Regions from separate parts of the Homo sapiens genome. Here region 2 is linked to region 1. The links are chromatin contacts, found by Hi-C or POLR2A ChIA-PET in ENCODE. All regions are on one chromosome and are shown on one strand. The core of a region is the stretch at or near the end of the contact, and the rest is flanking DNA. Distances in the headings are between cores, read along the strand shown.

Region 1 (6,788 bases), core at 3,066-5,565:
CCCAGCCAAACCCAGCAAGAGGGAAGACTTTCAACAACTGTTGTTCAGTTTCATGTGGTTTCAAATTCAGAAGCACAAGAACTAGATTAGAGAGCCCTCCGTTGGCAGCAGTTCACAAGAAAGAAATCTGGAAGTTTTAGTTGACCACAAGCATAATACGATCCAACAGTGTGACTGTTGCTAAAAATGCTAAAATATATGTAGGCTGTCTTCATAGACATGTGGTGTCCAGATCCAGGGAGGTGATGTTGCTGGGTCTTCTGGCATGAGCAGGCCATGTCTAGAGGGTAGGTTTAGTCCTCCTGAGCATCACGTTTGGGGAGAACAAGCATGACCCCTGGGGGCATGTCATGGAGGAGCAGTTGGAGACATTGAAGTGGATTAACTGGTCTGGTGGAGACCAGCTGGATGCTCAGCATTGCATATTCTCTTCCTGGGCATGCTGGAAGTCGGCATTCCCCAGCCTCTCCTGGGGTTAGCTCGGACCATTGGACTAGCTTCTGGCTGATGGAATATGGGCAGAGCCGGTCCACTCTGTTTCCAGTGATGCTTCATGCTGCCCTTTTCCTGAGAGTCTGACAGGACAAGATGGATGGAACGGGGCACCTTGAATCATTTGGAATCCCACTTGGAAGGCTCCCTCCCAAATAGCCACTTAGACTGAGACAAGAATGAAAAAATAAACCTTTATTGTGTGAAACCACTGGGATTTTGTCATGGCAGCTGGCAGGAATGACTCTCATACAGTGGTGGAAAAGAAAACCCAAGGAAGATGGATAGTTAAGTACTAATTATATAAACTAATTATATATGTGGCAGACTTTTTTTTTTTTTTTGAGACAGAGTCTTGCTCTGTTGCCCAGGCTGGAGTGCAGTGGTGTGACCTCGGCTCACTGCAAGCTCCGCCTCCTGGGTTCATGCCATTCTCCTCTCTCAGCCTCCCGAGTAGCTGAGACTACAGGCACTCGCCACCACGCCCGGCTAATTTTTTTGTATTTTTGGTAGAGACGAGGTTTCACGGTGTTAGCCAGGATGGTCTCGATCTCCTGACTTGTGATCCACCCATCTTGGCCTCCCAAAGTGCTGGGATTACAGGCGTGAGCCACCGTGCCCAGCTAATCCACTGAGATACTGCCTTGGTCTCACAACTACTGGGCACTAAAGAGAGTAGAATGGTGATTTTATCCTCCTGGAAAGATTATTGGGAAAATGGCTACTACTGGGCAGTTATAACCCCTCCCTAAACACCCCCTCCAGTGATAGTTTTTGGTTTTGTTTTCAATGGTCTAATCAGACCTCCCTCACTTGCTAGTTATATGACCTTGAGCAAGTTACTTGGCTGCTCTGTGCCTCAGTTTCCCTATATATGAAAAGGTTATAATACCAGCACCTGCTTCGTGGAGTCTTTGTGATGATTAAATGAGTTTATCATACAACATACAACAGTGTCAATATGTGTTCATTTTTTTTTTTTTTGGATTTTTGTTTTTCTCTGCTTAAGGGGCTGTCCTCAAGAAACTTGTCACTTAGGTCTTTGGAAGGTGAGCTGCCGCACTGTCCAAGCTCCCCACAACTGGGGCAGAAATAAGATTTTTTTTTTCTTTTTTCCGTAGATGATGAATTCCTAGTTTGGCCTGAACTTCCATGCCTAGTTTAGGGTGGGGGGTGTATGTGACTGCAGGGATTCTTGCAGGGAAGAGTGGTGGCAGGAAGAGGCTAGATGTTCATATGGAGAGGTGGAGCCAGGGGAGGACCCAGTGAGAGAGGTGGTATCTGACCCTGGGGAGGGACCAACACTGAAGCTGGTGTTATGGAAACTGAAGATGGAGGCTGTGATCTGGAACACAGCAACCAGACCTTCCTGTCTGTTCCAGGGGCCACGGGAACCCCGGGGTTTGGAGAGAATGTCCGTAAACGGCACTCTTAAAAGAGGCTGGGGATTATCTGGCATGGGGCAGATCAGTCCACAGTTACAGGGAGACTGTTGTTGAGGAGCCCCGTGTTCCCTCCATCTCTGCTTTGTAATTGCTGTGTGCCATTGGAAGGGCCACTTAACCCCTCTGCATTTTGCCTTTTCCATCTGTAAAATGGGAATAACAATATCTACTCTGTCATCTTCAAGGAATGAAAACAAGCAGGGCTGTGGAAGTGGAAGATTTTTCATACTTCTCAATCAGTCACAGAGAACTACCCAAATGTCAGCGTCTTTAGCTCCGTTTTGGCTAAGAAGGAACTTTCTAACCTCTAAAATAGGAGTGAGGTGTTTCACGAGGCAAAAGGCACCTGGGAATCAGATGTGAGGCCAAGAATGCAGGAGAAATGGTCTTACACAAGTGAAGATGGAACTAGACACATGCCAAGGGGACTGTTTTCAGGCAATAGCTCCCGAAAGAGGTCATGGTTCTGGGAGGACAATGCCCATGCAGCTCTGTAGCTGTTGGATTTTCCCAGCCTTCACCTGAAGGTGGAATTGAGACACCCTCCAGCAACCAGTGGGGTGGCCCAGGGGGATGGGGGAGAGGAAAGCCTGACACCTGAGCATCTCACTCAATAATTCAGGGCTGGTTAGAGCCCAGTGAGGTGTTTCACACTCTGCAAAGGCAGATAATGAAGCATTCTTCCAAAATGAGAGAATGTGCCTTTTCTTTTCTTCCCGCCTCTTTCCTAATAAAATCATTAAACCAGGATTTCCAGAGGCCTGCCACCCCACCCACCTTGGCTGTTTCTGTGGGGAGGGAAGGGTACTTGAGTTTTGGTAGGGGTGGGGAAGCTGAGCTAGGAAGGGGGCTTGGCTGGTGACAGAAGGAGAGCAGTCCTACTGAGAAGGGTGTTGGGGTCTCAGAGGGCAGGGGGAGGGGGCCTGCTGATTTCTCACCACCCCAGATGACATATGACTTAGCACGTCCCCAGGTCTCCAGGGCTGCAGCCGGCGCTGTGCTTTCCACATGTGTTTAGTATTATCGGTGTTTTTACAATAATAACTGTGGTCTTGAAAGGGACTAAAATTAATTAAAATGCCTGGCTGGAGAGAACCTCCTTGGGGTAAGTGCAGGGGGTATGGGCGGTCATCTTGTCCATCCCCCTGTCTCTGGTTGGGTCTGGACCCCTGTTGGCCCAATCAGCTGGTCTTAGAAGATGCCAGTGTGGGAGCATCTGCAGTCTTAGAGGTTAAAATTCTTTTAGGGAAATGTTTCTTGGTATTTAAACTACAGTAAGAAAGGAAGAGCAAACACTTAGATGTTGTGTTTGCAATTTGCAGAACCGCACTGAGAAAGCCCCCACTGGTTGTATTTATCAAACTCTGCTGCGTGCCCTCATCCAAAGACCCCTGTCTGAGAGCATCCCTTGGTTCAGAGAGGAACAATTTGGCTCTTGATTTAGGGCAGGGTTTCTCAAGCTCATTGCAGCACTGTTGACGTTTGGAGCTGAATCACTCTTTGTGGGCAGGGGTTGTTCTGTGCACTGTAGGATGTTTAGCCATGCCCTTGACCTCTACCCACTAGATGCCAGTAGCATTCCCAGCCTCACAAGTGTAAAAACTAAAAATGTCCTCAGACGTTGCCAAATACCCCTGGGGAACCAAATCGCCTCCAGTTGAGAACCACTGATTTAGGGCAAGGCTCTCTGGCATCTCAACCACCTCCCCCCATTCCCACCCCCCCTACTCCCCTACTCCAGGGAAGCAGTGCTCATCCAGGTTGTCATGACATGCAAATGTGTCACCATCACGCAGGAGAACAAGTGACGGGTTATGAATAACACCCTGAGGTTTGGGAGTGATTCACTTTTTAAAAACAAATCAGAGCAGGTACTAACATAGCAACATCCCTTTCACTCCCTCGCAGTCCAAGATGATTTTCCGAGTGGCCAGAGTTGCCCATTGCTCCTAGCCTGTCTCATGGAGGTCACAGCCAGGATGAGGTTAGCTGCTTTTGCTAATCAGCTGTGAGTAGTCTGGCGATGACATGTTATTGCCATGTTTTATTGCCTCATCACATTTGGGTTTGTCTGTGGGATCATGCTGCACACAGATCACGTTGCTGTTCTCGAAGTTCACTTGGAGGAGAACTGGACATCCAAGACTCTGTTGGCCCTGTTGGCCTCATCTCCTTTTCCTCTCTCATCTCTCAACACTGTGCTCTATTCAGTTGCTTCTTCATGGACCTCCAATACAAGTCTTCCTTCCTACACTGCCTGGAGCCCTTTCCCGGCTCCTCTGAATATGGCTGGCTCCTCCTCCTCATGTCTCAGCTCACACATGCCCTTCTCAGAGGCTGGGTGCACCTGACATCTAGCGAACCCGGCCCTCTTCTAGTAGTGAGTCAGCCTCTGTCCAGGGGCTCTGTTCTTTTCCCATAGCATGTGTCACTACCGACACTCGTGCTGGTGTGTATGTCCCCCGCATACCAGTTGGGTTTCCAGGAAGCCAATGCAGAGATGGAGTTATGGGTTTATTGGGGGAATAAGCAACCTATGAGGGAAAAGAGGAGGGAGCTGGATTGGGCAGGGGGAACCATCAGAACGTGAAGGCAACCTGGGCAGTCTCCAGGAGCTTTGGAGCAGAGACTGCCCATTGGAGAAGTCCCATGTGGGTAGAAATGGGTTGGCCCTTGTGCCACCACCTTGCATAGTCATTAGCTAGGGCTGCCTCAAGAACAGCATGACCTCAGCCTGAAAACTGACGAGGACCTCGAAGACACCAGTGCAGTGGCTGTCAGCCAGTCAAGCTCCTCTCAGTCAGGCAGCAAGTCCTTTTTGAAGGATCTGAGCCATGCATCTCCATGTCTACCCTTCCGGGGTGGAATGGACACTCCCTGAGAGCAGGAACCCTGTAGATCTTGCTTATGCCTGATCCCATTCCCTACAGCAGAGCCTGGTGCATGGTAGGAGATCAAACCTGAGCTGATTTTAGTTTTCAGAGAGTAATTTGGTTGCCCTGGTTGCCCTAAACTCAGATTTCTGAGTTTACAAACTCAGAAATAGAAATATTGTAGGCTGAGTGTGGTGGCTCACACCTGTAATCCCAGCAGTTTGGGAGGCCGAGGCGGTCGGATCACAAGGTCAAGAGATCGAGACTATCCTGGCCAACATGGTGAAACCCCGTCTCTACTAAAAATACAACAATTAGCTGGGCATGGTAGCGTGTGCCTGTAGTCCCAGCTACTTGGGAGGCTGAGGCAGGAGAATCGCTTGAACCCGGGAGGCGGAGGTTGCAGTGAGCCAAGATCGCGCCACTGCACTTCAGCCTGGTGACAGAGTGAGATTCCGTCAAAAAAAAAAAAAAAAAAAGAAAAGGAAAAGAAATATTTTAGAAAGACAAACATGTGCTGCAGGGGGAAATGGCAGAGAAACACTGCTGCAAGGTATCTCAAACCATGGTTCACCCTGCAGTACTTCCAAGGTTTTGAAAGCTAAAAAAAAAAATCATGATGTTGGGGCATCCTGTAACTTGCCTCTTGTAGGGTTAGAAGATGTTAGCTGGGTGACATCTCTCCAGCCAGGTGAGAAGGGGGGAACAGAAGCTCGGGGGATCTCAGAGGAAAAGGAAAACAGAACTATCTGGTGGGTCAAAGGCGCATACCAGGGGGCCGTGGGTGCCTGTCAAACCGGAATGGTTATCTGGTCTGGCAGAGCCCAGCATCTTGGGTGGCCAAACAAACCTCAGATACAGTGTTCCCAGAGATGGGGGGTTGGAGGATATTATGCTTTCCCTTTAGCCTGTCTCTTGCCTCAGTATCTACCTCTGCCAGAGGATCTGAACTGGGATGGGCTTGTCACCTTGGCTGCTGTCCTTTGATGGGGCAGGTCAAAGTCCAAGACTCCAAGAGAACAGGTCTGGCTGTGCAGAAGCCTGCATGGGTGCAGTAGGCAGGGGGGTAGAGGAGTCTTCTGGGTGACAGAGATACCCACGGGGCAGGTGCCCAGCAGCCTTGCAGTGAGGAGGGGAGGGAGCAAACTCTATGCACTGTGTGGAGAGGGAGCGGGTGGCAGAGATCTGTCTCAGGGAGGTGCCTGACTCAGAGAGCCAGCATGAACCTCAGTTTACAAACTCAGAAATGCAAGAAATAGAACTCATATTATCTGATAACTCAATTGCAGTGGGGCATTTCAGATCCTTCCTACCCTTTTCATGGGTGTTGCCTCTAAGTTCAGGGAACAGGGAAGGCTAACAATGCTCTGGCAATTACGGAGTGGGACAGTGTGCTCTCTACATCACATGTCTGCACTGGGCTCATCTGAGACCTCCAACAGGCTGCTATGGGTTCCTCAGCCGTTCATTCACCCTGGGCACTGCCGAGTAGTCTTTTGATCCCAACCAGAGGACATGCCTGTCTACTTATTCAGAGCACCCTGGTAGTACCCCTGACTCAGTACCTGGCATATCATCTCAGTACTCAGCAGTACCCCTGACTCAGTACCTGGCATATCATCTCAGTACTCAGTAGTACCCCTGACTCAGTACTTGGCATATCATCTCACTCTCTGCTTTGAGCCTGGCTCCCTTTGCTCCCCCAACACGGAATCTCTCAGCTTTTATCTAAGGGCCGCTTCACTAGACCTCAGCACATGTTCTTCCAAATCTGTTGTATTTGCAATACCTTTCAAAAACCTTCTTTGAAACTCAAAAACCAGGGTGTATTATGCTATTTCTTTGATTTGGGGGTGTTATCCACACTCTAATGCAGCAAATTCAATAGGGCCTCACTAACTAGACGAGGAAAGACCAAGCAGTGCAAGGAAATATTGTGCTGGGGGAGACAGAGGTGAACATTGGTTAAAATACAAAA
Region 2 (6,788 bases), core at 2,063-4,562, 180 kb before region 1:
GGCCATTGAAAGTGGTTAGCAGAGAAACGGGTGAGTGTTCCAGGTGGTGGAACATCATGTGTACAGGGGACATGGAAGGGAGAGGGTGTCTAGTGCCATGTTTTGGGGAATGCAGGTAGTTTGGGATGTCTGAGCAAATCCTGCAGGGGGTTATAGGGGAGATGAGGTGGGTACATGGGCAGCAGGGGTCTGATGACCCCAAGCTTTGTGGCATGGTTTGAACTTCATACCCATGGAAAGGGGAAGACATCACAAGGTTTTAAATGGAGAAACTGCATGATCTGAGATGTGTCTGAGGAGCTCACTCTTTTGGAGAGGAGGATGGGTTGGGGGCAGTGGGGAGGCGGGGCCAGGAGAGACACCCAGCATTTAGGAGGCTGTTCAGGGACCCAAGAGTGAGATCAGGAACTCCCGGACCGACGTGGGAGAGGAGGGTGGGGTCTGAGGGAGAGTCTTGGGGGATGATGGATTCCAGGGCCATGTTTCCTGCAGGGGAGGCTGGATTCAGAATGAATCCTGGATGTCTGGATGCTGAATCTGAATTGCCAGTGGTGTCGTTCAGAAACTGGCAAAAAAGGGAGGAAGGCAGGCTTGATGGTGGTGGGAAGGGCACTCTCAGACAAGATGCATTCCTCAGAGGGATCCTGGGTGATCTGATTCTGCAGACAATGAAATATTAATCTGGTGCGCAGGACAGATTGATGGATTGGAGCTCAAGTCTGACAGGGACCCTCAGCAGTGATCCGGGATCCCTGCTTTGGGGCAGGCATCCTATTAAACATACTAAGCACAGGATCTCATTTAATCTTCTAAATAACTTCTGATGTACAACCCCAATTACACGGAAGAGAAAAATGGGCTCTGAGAGGGTGACCCGTTTGCTGATGGTTACACGGCTGTTAACTGGGATTCTGGGACCAAACCTCGGGTCTGGCTGGCTGAGAGGCTACGCTCTTTCCTGTTCTGTGCTCACCTGCGGGTTTTAGGAGCAGTCCACAGAAGATCCACTGATGAGGAACACAGACAAAGTGGGGCTGGACGGTAGGAGGGAAGCCAGGGGATCGTGGTGTCCTGGATGCTGGGAGACAAGAGGCTTCCAGGAGTGCAAATGTCAGGGCTGCAAATTCCTCTTGGAGGGAAGCACTGAGAGCTCTCATTGTACCTGGCAGTTGGGCTGTCATTGAGTGACCTTGAGTCAGAGCAGTTTCAGGGGCAGGGTGGGCGTGGAAGTCAATTGCAGAAGCCAGAGAAATGGCTGTGAGGGGCAATGCGGAGGAGTGTTTCCAGAAAGCCAGCTCCTGGGCAGGGGGCTGTCTAAAGAGCAGGGGTGGATCTACTGTGGAGATGAGGCAGAGCCCCTCCCCTACACAGCCCTCCCTGACTGGCCTCAACTGTGTATTTACAACTTCATATCTTAAAGAGGCTGCCTCTCCCTCTAGAAAACATGTATGTTTCAGGTCTCACAAAACCTGGATCCACCTACGGCTGGGGGTTGGGGGATGGATGGAAAGATGGGATCAAGGAGTGTAAGTGAAGGAGCTGGCTCTCAGGCTCTGACTCCAGGCCAGGCAACCTTGAGTGAGTTTTTGGACCTCTGGGTGCTTCCATTTCCTTTTCTGTAAAAAACAAACAAACAAACAAACAAACATCATAAAAAACTCATGTCCTAAGGTCGTGGTAAAGGTTAAAGAAGATAAAGTACAGAAGGAATTCGCACAGTGCTTTGCACAGAGCAAACGCTCTATGCTTTTCCTGTAATTTCCTGTTATAGTGTTCATATTAATATGCATATTCCTGATTGGTGCTCTGAGAACTTTTCCGTTGCTGTGTTGGGTTCCTCCAGTGGTTTGTGGATGGAGATCATGGGGTGTGTTAGTCCATTTGCATTGCTATAAAGGACTATCTGAGCCTAGGTAGTTTGTAATGAAAAGAGGTTTATTTGGCTCAGGGTTCAGCAGGCTGTACAGGAAGCATGGCCCTGGCATCTGCTTGGCTTCCGGTGAGGCCCCAGGAAGCTTCCAATCATGGCAGAAGGTAAACGGGAACCAGCATGTTACATGGCAAGAGGGAAAGCAAGAGATGGGGGAAGGTACCAGGCCCTTTTAAACAATCACATCTCACATGAACTCTTTTCTTTCTTTCTTTTTTTTTTTTTTTTTTTGAGATGGAGTCTTGCTCTGTCACCCAGGCTAGAGTGCAGCGGCACAGTCTTGGCTCACTGCAACCTCTATCTCCCAAGTTCAACCAGTTCTCCTGCCTCAAGCCTCTCGAGTAGCTGGGACTACAGGTGCGTGCCACCGCGCCCAACTAATTTTTTTGTATTTTTAATAGAGATGGGGTTTCACCATGTTGGCCAGGCTGGTTTCGAACTTCTGACCTCCAGGGATCCACCTGACGTGGCCTCCCAAAGTACTGGGATTACAGGTGTGAGCCACCATGCCAAGCTCACATGAACTGTTCTAGTGAGAACTCACTCGTTACTGTGAAGATAGCACCAAACCATTCATGAGGAATCCACCCCCATGATCCGAACACCTCCCACTAGGCCCACCTCCAACACCGGAGATCACATTTCAGTATGAGATTTGGAGGGAACAAACAGCCAAACCATATCACGTGCTCTCTTCTTGAGTCACCCCATAATTTGTACCCAAAGACCAGGGGGCATATGGGATCACGTGCTGTTTCCAGGAGAGATGTGTTGTAGGTTTGTGGGCCTTGAAGGGCTGTGGGCAGTGATCCCGCCCAGATTCTCTAGACACATGTTCCAATGGTGTCCGCTCACAGACATGGACCCCAGATCTGCGCCATCCCCTGCAGGATGCCCCAGAGCAGCGAGATGCCCCCTTTGCTCTGGCGCCACTCTCTGAGAACCAAACCTTTTAAACTGTGAGCAAGTTGCTGGAGAAGAGAATGGGCCTGGGACTGCAAAAGTAACCTCTCTCCCGAAGGAGGAGACAGGATTCCCGAACATCCTCTGGGGCAGCCCTGGGTGGTGGAGTGCGCCTGGACAGCTGGTGTCCGTCTGCAGGCTCCTGCCTCAGGCCCTGGAGTGGCAGCTTGGCAGGTCCAGACCCTTCCCCAGGGACAGTTGCGGCTGGGAACCCTGGACCTCTTCCCTGGGCCTGAGCCGCTTCCCCGTGCGGCCGTTCGCCGAGTGGCCACTTGATGGCGCTGTGGCTCCACCGGGCGCGGGCGCGGGCGGAGCGGCGCGTCTGCTTCCAGCCGCCGGGCCGGTGCTGCCGCGGTCACCCCCGGCGCCTGGCTGTGCCCGGCGCGTCCGCCCTCCCGGCGCGCGGCTGGTGGGGCGCAGCCCTCGCGGCCGGTTCTGCCCGAAGCACAAAGCCACTGCTCAGAGCCAGCGCCTCCTGCTTGCAGCTCCCCAGTGAAAGAAGTTTGGGTCCTTGGTGGTGTTTTTCTCCCTGGCCTGGATGGTCCTGCAGAGGCCCCTTGCCACCTAATGACTTTATTCTTCTTAAAACATGTTTCTTTCTTTCTTTGCTTCTTGTTTTTGTTTTGATTTGTTTATTGGCCTGTACTCCGTTTCTGCCGTCTTACCAATAGCTCCTGACCAAGCCCGAGGCCTGCTAGAGAACTGTAGTTTAATTTAACCTCCACCGGCCAGGCTGGTCTGTTTCCTCTTTTCAAGCTTCCCTGCGGTTCTAACTTTGCTCCAGAAGATTCCTCCTGGAGCTTTTGCTTGGGAGAGAAAGGCGTTTGAACGCAGAGTTCAAGCGAGCTGGCCAAAATGGAATGCAAAAGAAGAAAATTTAAAAGAGAAAAGAAGGAGGCTTCTCAGAAATGAACTTTTCATCTGATTCCAAACATTCTGCAGTGCAGTTTTGTAAAAATACCAGAAAACACAAAGAAGCAAATAAAACACATCCATGATTTTGCGTCTAGAAATGGCTTTTGTATTTTAATATGTCTTTCCACGATTTATTGTCATTGCATAGATATACGTTCCCTTTCATCCCCCCGATTGGGTCAGTTTACTCATTTAGCTGGGTCGCCTGCTTTTTCATTGAACGCACTGGGAGCGTTTTTCCTTGGCAAGCTGGTTTCTGCAAGTTTCCCTCAAGTTTCCCTCAAACTCTTGAAGTTTTGCATGCAGGTCACTCCCAGGCAGGTTGCTGTGTGAGATAGCCTCACTGAAGCTGGGATTTGGACGTTTGGAAGAGGATGATTGAATTGTAGCTTCCAGGGAGGACAGAATTGTGAGCTCTTTTTGGAAGACCAGAGTTACCCATATTTGTTTAGCAAAGCGAGCAGGCCCACTTCAAGTCAGCGGTTCTCAAAGAGCCTGAGCAGGGTGCTGAATTCAGGCCTCTGAGCTTTGAGCGCCCCTCCCAGAACCCCTAGGCATCTGAATGTAGGTCGGAGGCTTCCCAGGCTGCCTGAAGTCTGGGGACTGAGAGGCGGGGCTCAGGGGTCACTGAATCAGCCCCTTCCTTGTCCCTCTGGAGGACCCCGGGATAAATGCAAAAGGCGTGTGTGTGTGTGTGTGTGTGTGTGGGTGTGGTGGGGGGATTCGGAGGTGGAGAAGGCAGATCAGGCCGCTTCTCTAGGTCTGTCCTCCCTTTGGGACAGGAGCAGTGTGGCTGCCAGAGCTGACCGCCTTCCTGCAGCTCTGAGCGTGCCGAGCCTAGCAAGCTTGTGCTTCCACCTAGAGCTGCAAAGGGCAGCGGGCAGAAACCGGGCTGGGGCTGGCATTAGCTTTCCCTCCTCCCAGTTTCTCTCCAGCGCAGCAGGGCACCTCTAGCCCAGAAAAAGAAAACTAACTTTCTCTTATTTCTGTTTTCTGCTGCTGCTAATCTCCTCCTGAAGGGTTGTGTGGCTTCTTGGGACTCTGGAAAGAAACTGCAGGGGACGAGGACAAAGGAAACAGCTACTGTAGTCACTGCAGCTATGCAGGCTCTGTGCTAGCCCTGGAAAGGCCTGGACGTTCAGGTCTGCTGTGCCGGGGGTAGGCCCCAGAACAGAGCGGTGGGCCCATCGCTCTGCAGCCACAGCTGCCAGGGCTCAAACCTTGGCTCTGCCCTTACCTGGCTTTGTGATCTTGGGGGATGCACAGGACACTCTGTGCCTCAGTTTTCTTATCTGTAAAATGGGGCAAATACCTACCAAGTCATAGGGTTGATGTAAAGTCTAGTTGAGATAATGGAGGGTAATTTCTTTTTTTTCTTAAGCTTAAATTTTGGATCCATTTTGTGTTGATTTTTGTATATTGGGTGGTAATTTCTTAGAAGCTAGAAAGTTATTAAATGCTGCTTATGAGCCAAATACTGTGCCAAGGGCTCTGTCCAGATCATTCCAGTTAATCCACCCAAGACCCCAACAGCACAGGTGTTGCTATATTTTTGTGGTGAGGAACTGAGACCCAGGGAAGTCACGGTACTTTGCCCAAAGTCACCCCGATGTCAAGCGTTAGAGCAAGAATTTGAACCCCAGAGCTTAACTCTTAACCATTTTGCTAACTGGCTGTCTCTCCAGGCCCCCATCACCCTTTCCATCACCCTCCCCTGCCCCAGGGGCATCCTATCAAATGGCAGTTCCCCCCTCGCTTGCCTCAGCATCTCCAATTTAGAGCTTCATGGATCTCCTCCTGTTGAAGTCATGGGATGGATTTCCCATCTCAGAAACTGCACAAGAAACAACCTTGGAGTTTTGAACAAAGGATATTCAAGGAGTATTCAAGAATGAATCTTCATAATCGTGGTCATGAGACATGAGAAAAAAGGTGTCTACCACGTCTTGTCTCTACTCATAAAGAACATTGGCCAGGTGCGGTGGCTCACGCCTGTAATCCCAGCACTTTGAGAGGGCAAGGTGGGCGGATCACCTGAGGTCAGAAGTTCAAGACCAGCCTGGCCAATGTGACAAAACCCCATCTCTATAAAAATACAAAAGTTAGCTGGGTGTGGTGGCAGGTGCCTGTAATCCCAGCTACTTGGGAGGCGAAGGCAGGAGAATTGCTTGAACCCGGGAGGCGGAGCTTGCAGTGAGCTGAGATCACACTACTGCACTCCAGCCTGGGGTACAAAGGGAGGCTCTGCTAAAAAAAAAAAAAAAAAAAAAAAAAGAAAAAAAGAACATTCCTTTGAAGGATGTATGTTTTGCGGGTGCTTGTGTGTGCATGTATGTGTGCACATGTGTGTAGAATCCTCACTGCTGGAGGTGGAGAGAACACAGGAGCTAGAAGATGTGACTCAGGGCATCCGATGGGGGTGATACAGAAGACAGTACCCCCCAGGAAGGCGGGGCTGGGGGTGGAGTGGAGAGAAAAGGAGGAGACAGCTGCCGAGGCAGGTGGGAAGATCTGGGGTGACTTCTTAGGCCCCCCACCTAAGTGCTTCTGTCTGGATGCCGCTTCAGTTCCCCAGATTCCTTTAAAGAAGAAAAGAGCCTTTCACTGGACACTCGGGGGGCGAGGCTTAGCAGGGCAATGGCTGAGGTGACACTTGGGTGAGAGTGAGTTTCAATGAAAGTCTCATCCATCAGCCGGGGAGCAGCAGGGCTCCTCCGGCCCTTTCCATGTTGAAGAGGGTGAAGATGGTGATGAAGGATTGCTGCCGGGTGGCGGCAACGGGAAGGCTGTCACGCAGCAAACCTGGGACCTGATTTTGCTATGGTGACAGCATTTACTTTCTACTGGGCCTGATGTCTGTAGGGATGGACTTTGTGATGGACAGCTGTCAGCTGTCAGCCATCTATTTCCTCTTTAAGTCTGGCTGACTTCATTGCAGGGCTGCTGTCCTTAGGATTTGCTCACTGAGACATCTTCTAGG

The links. A loop is a pair of places that touch in the nucleus more often than their neighbours do. ChIA-PET counts read pairs that join two places held with the same protein, here RNA polymerase II (POLR2A). Pooled maps may share reads with other maps.
Region 2: a pooled map shows a loop between it and region 1 (3-fold over the local background). The contact joins two enhancer-like sites. A Hi-C loop is called at or near these places in 1 of 168 maps with a recorded cell type or tissue (A673), 3 of 37 single-sample maps with no recorded cell type and 4 of 50 pooled maps. POLR2A ChIA-PET finds 5 or more read pairs at or near these places in 2 of 52 experiments (GM12878 and SK-N-SH).

What each region holds. Positions count from the first base shown.
Region 1 is chr17:72,359,603-72,366,390 of GRCh38, reverse strand. No RefSeq gene overlaps it. Among named protein-coding and RNA genes, the nearest start is that of LINC02003, 20 kb to the right of the region's middle. Within about 2 kb of position 4,315, at least 3 of the 41 ENCODE cell types and tissues checked have a DNase peak (open chromatin) inside an H3K27ac peak, as active enhancers do.
Region 2 is chr17:72,536,891-72,543,678 of GRCh38, reverse strand. All of the region lies in intron 1 of LINC00673 (long intergenic non-protein coding RNA 673), which reads left to right. Among named protein-coding and RNA genes, the nearest start is that of LINC00673, 53 kb to the left of the region's middle. RefSeq lists a silencer at 3,077-3,326. Within about 2 kb of position 3,312, at least 12 of the 41 ENCODE cell types and tissues checked have a DNase peak (open chromatin) inside an H3K27ac peak, as active enhancers do.